3 separate regions of the Homo sapiens genome follow, and all the other regions are linked to region 2. Evidence: chromatin loops called from intact Hi-C (ENCODE). Cell type or tissue: prostate gland. All regions are shown on one strand. Region 1 overlaps LOC124903162. Region 2 has its middle 16 kb from the start of LINC00548. Region 3 overlaps LOC124903162.

What was found. Peaks named below come from ENCODE experiments on the same cell type or tissue, not always from the same donor. Only the 100,000 strongest peaks of a DNase experiment are listed, where the experiment ranks them.
Region 1: it touches region 2 in a loop (7-fold over the local background); 7 of 110 quality-filtered maps call a loop at or near these places.
Region 3: it touches region 2 in a loop (2.2-fold over the local background); 2 of 110 quality-filtered maps call a loop at or near these places.

The regions. Positions count from the first base shown.
Region 1 is chr13:40,177,805-40,180,304 of GRCh38, forward strand. All of the region lies in intron 1 of LOC124903162, which reads right to left. Among named protein-coding and RNA genes, the nearest start is that of LINC00332, 2.8 kb to the right of the region's middle. In prostate gland, no CTCF peak of the experiment used is centred here; no DNase peak of the experiment used is centred here.
Region 2 is chr13:40,235,003-40,237,502 of GRCh38, forward strand. No RefSeq gene overlaps it. Among named protein-coding and RNA genes, the nearest start is that of LINC00548, 16 kb to the left of the region's middle. In prostate gland, no CTCF peak of the experiment used is centred here; DNase peaks (open chromatin) are centred at 1,429 and 1,949; H3K27ac peaks cover 2,232 bases.
Region 3 is chr13:40,148,650-40,151,149 of GRCh38, forward strand. The region is part of intron 1 of LOC124903162; the gene reads right to left. Among named protein-coding and RNA genes, the nearest start is that of LINC00332, 32 kb to the right of the region's middle. In prostate gland, no CTCF peak of the experiment used is centred here; a DNase peak (open chromatin) is centred at 1,085; H3K27ac peaks cover 1,083 bases.

The DNA of each region.
Region 1 (2,500 bases), 57 kb before region 2:
ACATTTTAGAGAGAAGCATCTAACCAAACCCATAATTCCTGACCACTTGAGTTCCTGCCTCACTCTAAGGCAGTGGTTCTCAATGAGGGCACAAAAATGTCACCAGGGCACATTGGCAATGTTCTGGAGATGTTTTTGGTTGTCACACTGGGGGAGGAGGGATACTACTGGCATCTAGTGGGTAGAGACCAAGGATGCTGCTACACATCCTTCAACGTGTTTCTCCATCATGGACAGCCTTCCACGATGGAGAAACGTCCATGAGTAGCACAGTACTGAGGTTGAGAAGCTGCTCTAGTTTTAAGTTGGACTGGCATTAAACTCAGTAAGTGGCCTCCTTACCACTAAACTAGTATGTTCCATCCTTTTCACTGTCTTCCATTTCCCCTCACAAGGAAGCCCTCAAACTTGCTTAACTCTTTATGCCTCATCAGGAGTTTCAAGTGTCTCTGGAATGGCCTGGCGGCTCGTTTCCTGCTGGCTGCGGTGTCGCTTTTGTTTACTTCATAGCTGGAACAACTTGGTGGGTGCAGGGAGAGCCACACAGGCACACCCTACAGCATGTCATACACATTGCTACTTGACAGGAAGGAAGATGCACAAGGATTCTGGCACAAGGCCTCGTATGTGCTTCATTCTTTCTCTGTCTCTTGGTCAAATTGGCCCAATCAGACTCTAAATGAAGAATTTTTCTCCCATGAATGCAGAGAGGGTCTCCCCTTCCCCTGCCCTAGGAAAGTGAGCAAGGAAGCGTGCAGCCCTGACCTTTTCTGGGAGTCATCATACGGCCTAGAGGAGAACAAGCTTGAGAATGAAAACACTGCCAAGGACATCAGAGCAGAACGACAGAAAGAACCTGGGTCCTTGTGAACAGAGTCATGGAATGATCTAGTCCTTAAGTGCACTCTGGTTCTTGCTGTGAGAGGTGATCCACCTCTTTCTTGTTTGTCATCATCTCACTTAGAGACAGAGCATCCTAACTGATTATTTATCCATCTTAGCTGAACTTAGGGCCCCATGAAGGAGGCACCACCCCTCTCTCTCCAGGAGGCTAAGTAATCCACTAACAGTTTCATTCACCTTAAACTCCTTCCCAAAATACCCTCCTAGCTACTGGAACAATCAAGACAGAGTTTTTAGACAGAGTTTTGCTCTTGTTGCCCAGGCTGGAGTGCAACGGTGTGATCTCGGCTCACTGCAACCTCTGCCTCCCACATTCAAGCAATTCTTCTGCATCAGCCTCCTGAGTAGCTGGGATTACAGGCGCCTGCCACCATGCCCGGCTAATTTTTTGTATTTTTAGTAGAGACAGGGTTTCACCACGTTAGCCAGGCTGGTCTTGAACTCCTGACCTCAGGTGATCCATCTGCCTCGGCCTCTCAAAGTGCTGAAAGGTTGGAGATTTTATACTCCAACTCAAGACCTTCACCAAGGCCTCCTGGGTCCACTGCCACTCTGTTTCCTTCTTTTTCTCTGTCCTCTCCCTTCTGGAGTTCACCAGTCAAACCTCTTTCTCACTCTCTACTCCTCAGCCCACACCCATCCCTGCCAGGGCTTTGTGGCCTTACTTGTACAATTTACCCACCACGGCCTCAGGTACAAGGGTTTATGACGTTTGTAACAAGTACTTGCTAATCTCTCAGAAGCCACTGGGTATATAGAATCCTGCAGTTTATCTGGATGATCAAACTATTTCATTTTTTATTCTTCTTAGTTGGCATCAGTGCCTTAGAATAGAATTTAGATGTGTGCTTTGCCTAAAAGGAAAGAGCTGACAGAGCTTGCAACTGGCAATGCATCAGTTCCACCTCAAGGAAATCAACAGGGAGAAGCTAATGAGACGGAACAGTTCTCATATTAACCAGTTAGCTATTCAGCTTAGGACAGATGTGGAAAATAAGCCCATATGAGACAAATTCATTAAAGTGAAATTATCCGTTCAACACCTTGATATCTGAGCAGACTGATGTTTCAAAATTATTATAATTATGATCATGGGGATAAAGAGAGCCAAACTTTCGAAAGAAGACTTGAAAAAAAATTAAAAATTCTAGTACTACCCTGTGAGATGAAAATAATGAGCTGGTCACAGATCCCCAGGATATCAGCAATTGCTCTAAATCCTTCTTGATGAGGAATCTGTGACTCCAAAGTCAACATTAATTCAAATGCAAATAATATCTCTTCCCCCTGAGAATCATTATTCCTGATTCAGCAGGCAATTTAATGGGAAATCTGCAGGTGCACTGCAGACTTTGAACCAGAGAAGTTGTTCCAGCTCCAGATGAAGCTTTGACTCCTGAACACATGGAATCTGACAGTCAGAGCCCAGAGATTTTAATTCTCTCACTGCCTCTGAGATGGTAGTTCCTGGGTAAAGCATATGGAACTCAGTAGGGCATAGATCTGGTACCTGCAGCCTGGAAAATATCACAAATCTCTGTCTGCTTCTCTCAAACACACACCCCCTTCTTCAGTAGCTGTTAACCACCTCGACCCT
Region 2 (2,500 bases):
GGCCCATTCCCTAAAGACCAGGCTCACAGACTCAGAAAAGATGGGAAGAAACCTCAGAGATGATCCATTCACATGGTTCTCAAGTCTGGCTGCATATGAGAACCACCAGGAGAGTTTTCTAAGCAAGTTAATCCAACTCCCATTCCAGAGGTAGAACTGCAGGCATGGGATCCTGGCATAATCATTTTCTTAGTTCCCCAGATTATGCAGTTCTGGCCCTTAGGGGCTCTCGAGTGTGGCAGAAATGAGACTGAAACCCTAGCTCCCTCCTCCAGGGTGACCCAAACTTGACTAAACCCATGAATCACCAGAGGCGATTCTGTAAACATGCGGATTAAAAATCAGAAGGTCTGGGGTGGGCCTGAGATTCTGCATTTCTAAATGACTTCCAGGTGAAGCGGATGTTGCTGCCGGCCCTCAGACCACACTTCGAGGTATCAGGTCCTGGCATCTAGTCCTATAAATAGATGAGTCACATGCCTATTGGCCTTCAGTCTTTCTAACATCAAGACTAGAGAGCCAATGTGGCAGAGAGGTTAGATGGGGAGGAGCCATGTTTTTCACCCTGATTTTGGAACTTAATTGCTGTGCAATCTTGAGCAAGTCACTTAACCTCTCTGATCTTTAATTTCCTCAGATGTTAAAATAGAGAAAAAACTAATACATACACAAAGTTGTAAGGCTGATCAGATGAGATGTGAAGTTGTTCTATAAACTGTAAAATACTACAAAGTTTAAGAGTTTATTATAAAATTGGCCTTTGAAAGATACCATTTTAGCCTTTAAAATGTTGGTCATTTATATGTGCACACTTTTTGTAGTCCTGTATTTCTCCTAGTGGTAGCACATGTATGTGGACACACATGCAATAGATGAGTTTTATCTCCTAAAAGGTTTAAACTCTGGTGTGTGTGTGTGTGTGTGTGTGTGTGTGTGTGTGTGTGTGTTCTTATACCATTGCCTGGAGTGTAAGGACTTGCAAGGAAATTCTCTTTGACCAGGAGGATTCAAGAATGCAGAGCAAATGTCCAGGAGTCGCAGCCAAATTGGTAGCTTTTCTTGCTCCTTTCCACTGCATTAGCATGCCCCTAGCCAAAACAAGATGGCACCATGCCCCGGCCAACTTGATCTCAATGTTCTCCACAGCTGTGTGTCCCCACTGGGGTGAGTATTGGAGCAATGTCTCATGTCTAGTCTAGCCAGGAAGATTGTCACTTTGGACCCTAACCCTTTCTGAGGTTTGAGCCTCCAATTCACTCATGTCTGGCCAGCACGAGTCATGCCATCCATGTATCCTCACTCCCAAAAGAAATGACACCCTTGGCAAATTCTTGAACTACGTTTTGGAAGCCGCCGCTGAGGTTGCGCAAACACATTTGGCACAGGCTTCAGGGACCAAGCAGTTCTCTGGGTTGAATCGCAGAAACAAAATGTACTTGTCCTGCTTCCGAGATGGTGTCTGAGGACTTGGCTCCCTCGGCCGAGGAACTGCCTCCTCGCTGATGTCATCCTGCCACGGAAAGGCAAACATCTCTGGGTTCAGCAGTTCAGAACCAGAAGTGAGAAAAGTTGGGGATCCAAAGGGCATCCACCCAGGCTTAACTCCATCGGGACAACGTAGAGAGACATGCACTCAATTCTTAACAACTAAATCATCTTAAAATAAAATGTATTGAAGCAGTTTGTGAGGAGGAATCATGCTGCTGAAATGCCCTCGGGCAAGGATTACTGGTCGTGATGCTACCTCCATCCAGTGGGGTTTTGTGGGGCTCCACGTGCTGCCACATGCACCCCATAGGAGCACAAGTTCCCAGAGGCCCAGGAGAATATTCAACATCCAACCCTAAGGAAGAAATAATTTCCATGTAGCACTCGTGCCTCACATTCATGTCACTGCGTAATATCTCAGACATCCAGTGACTGCACTTTCCTGGCCAAATTGAGGCGGGTGCTTCTGGAGTCTGGTACATTTCTCAACTCCAGGTTATTTCTCAGCACACAAAGTACCAGGGCTGCTTCAGTCTCCTCAGAGGAGCCATTCTCGAGATGGAGTTTCTTTTTTGTTTTATTTTACTTTAAGTTCTGGGATACATGTGCCGAACGTGCAGGTTTGTTATATAGGTATACGTGTGCCATGGTGGTTTGCTGCACCTATCAACCCAAGACGGAGCTTCTTTTACCCAGAAAAAAAAAATGAATCCTCTTTCCCATATTCATAATTTTCAAATGTAAAATCTGAAATTTTTCTTACCAGATCAGAACTCCCTAATGCCCAATGCTGCAGACCACAGAGCCACTCAGCTTTGTGACCAGAATAAAAGCCTTCATGAAATCATGAAATTTGTTCTGGTGGTCACAAGAGTCAGACATGCACATCATGCAGAGATTTGTATGATGAAGTCTTAGGAAGACAGTGGAAGGTGTGGACCTTCCTTAAAGAGTGATCAATCTTCTGGGGCCTCATCCTTGGCTGTCCACTGGAATCCCTTGGAAACTATTT
Region 3 (2,500 bases), 86 kb before region 2:
TGGATCTGGTGCTACCTAAATGTCAAGTAATGTCATTAATGTCAATTAATGATGATGTAGAGTCCTTACACCAGCACAAGAAAGCCAATGAACAAGTAAGAGTTAAGAAAACTCCCCACAGCACATTAATTAAGAAAGCCAGGCTATGTAAAATGTTATTTTGAAAGAAGCCATTTTCTGCAGTGACATAAAATTTCATAGGCTGTTCTGGGCCTCCAGATAGGACCCATGTAATAAGGCATCTCTGCCAAACCAGCCAGAAAACAGGGAAGTGAGACAGCCATGGGTCAGAACCCATAGATATAGGAATGGAAAACTCCAGAGAGCCCTCCTCTAAGATGTAAAGCCACCAATCGACAGACAGCCTGCCATATACAGGAAAGCTGTCAGTCATCTTTACTAAATAGGGAGGATACAACTTCCCTCCCCTCCAGGCCATAGAAAACTCAAATTCTTTACAAGTGTTTTTGAGATTCACATACAAAATTATCAATGACACCATCAAAATGGATGCCTGCAGATCTTACAAACAAACTAGAAGCTAGCCTCATGGTTGCTCAGAAATGAGGGCATTTAGGCAAAGCTGGGAACTGAAGATTTGAGCAGGTGTGGGTCAGACCCTGGTGCTCAAAATAAATATTCTGCCCCAGAAGCTCTGGACTGGAAGGGAGGGACCCAAGTTCTCTGAAAGGACAACAGTGCCACAGCCAAACAGCTCAAGCAGTTTGCTGTCAATTAACCACCCCCTGTGTAATTTCAGGAAAATTTATTCTGTAAATTACAGACATTTTTGACACTTAACTCAGCAAAAAACAGTTGTCCAACAATGATTTTATGTCCAAATAAACCTGTCATCTTTATTCTTGGCCTTTTCCTTCCCTCGTACAGAAAATAAAAAGGATCCAGATATTTTCCAAGAGAAAATAAACTCCTAAAGCTGAAAGATTTGAGTTTTCAAGTTTGGTTAAAATGCTGAGTCCAAAAAGGGGGTTCTCAAGTTGGCACAGTGCTTCCCTCCCACATCCCTACTTAATCACCACCAACTCCAGAGGCTGTGACTCAGAGAATGTGTGAGCCCAAGCCTCGTCTCATAAACACAGCATTTCCAGGCCCCATGTTCTCCATTCTTTGCTAGCACAGTGCAACTCAGGGTCAGGGCAAATAAGGTAAGAAGACCATTTGAGTTCAACTTCTGAAGCTGTTCTTTTCTCTGCTAAAGTTTAGGTAGAAGCCAAAAGAGCTGTTTTCTCTATTGTCTCAAACTAAACTGCTGACAACAAAGAAGTATGAGCACTTGGCAGAATTTCAAACTCCAACAATAAGCAAACTGCACGAGGAGATTGTTTTGTGTTGCTTTTCTGTGGCTCTCCTTTTTCTACCGTGGGATGTTCCAGAAAGCTGTGGGCACTCTGTCCGTGCCCACTCCCAGCAGCTCACGGAGCACATCCAGGAATAGGTGGACTCCCTCCCCTAGGATGGGCCCACTGCTGACCCACCTGCTCCAGGAACTGTGATTGGAATACATTATCGAGATTTATGAGAGTCAAGAATAACTGAAAACCCTAGTAGGAGTGGAGAGGCATGAGGTAGAATTGAGAAGCTGCCACCTCCCCTTTTTTTTTTTTTTTTTTTTTGAGACAGAGTCTCTCTCTGTCACCCAGGCTGGAGTGCAGTGGCGTGATCTCAGCTCACCACAACCTCTGCCTCCCGGGTTCAAGCGATTCTCCTGCCTCAGCCTCCCAAGTAGCTGGGATTACAGGTGCCTACCACCACACCTGGCTAATTTGTTTGTATTTTCAGTAGAGACAGAGTTTCACTATCTTGGTCAGGCTGGTCTCAAACTCCTGACCTCAGGTAATCCACCCACCTTGGCCTCCCAAAGTGCTGGGATTACAGGCATGAGGCACTGCACCTGACCTCCCCTCTCTTTTTTTAACCTCCATTTTTCTCTCGATGTCTAGGGCTGTAATGGTTTGTTTCTACCCGCAACATTCATTCACTCAACATTACACCTTCCTTCCACCCTCCCTCCTCTGTTTCCCCCATGACCCAGGTCTTTTCCTTTACCTGTCTTCTACCAGATCTTCCTATGGTGTGCACCATTTCCTTTGGGCTCTGTCATCACTCCGTGACAACCAGGTTATCTGAGAGAATAATTTCTGCTAATGTGCCAAGAGAATATATGTGCCTGTTGGGTTCCTTCTGGAGAAGATGGTATTTTTAAGTATGGATGACCAAGGACTGGGATTCTAAAGGGGCTGGACAAGATTAGTCAAGTAACTGTAAGCCAACTGAAATGAATTTGAATGAAAGAAGGAGTTAATTGGCTTATGTGACTGGGAAGGGTGGGGGTGGGGTGGCTGGAGGAACCCCGTCGGGACCTGCACTGACTCCCATCACAGCTCTGCCGGTGTGTTGTCACAGTTCTTATGAGCTTTTCCACTTCGCTGGGGCCAGAGCTATACTTCCAGGACCACACATCCTTATAGCTCCCATCAAG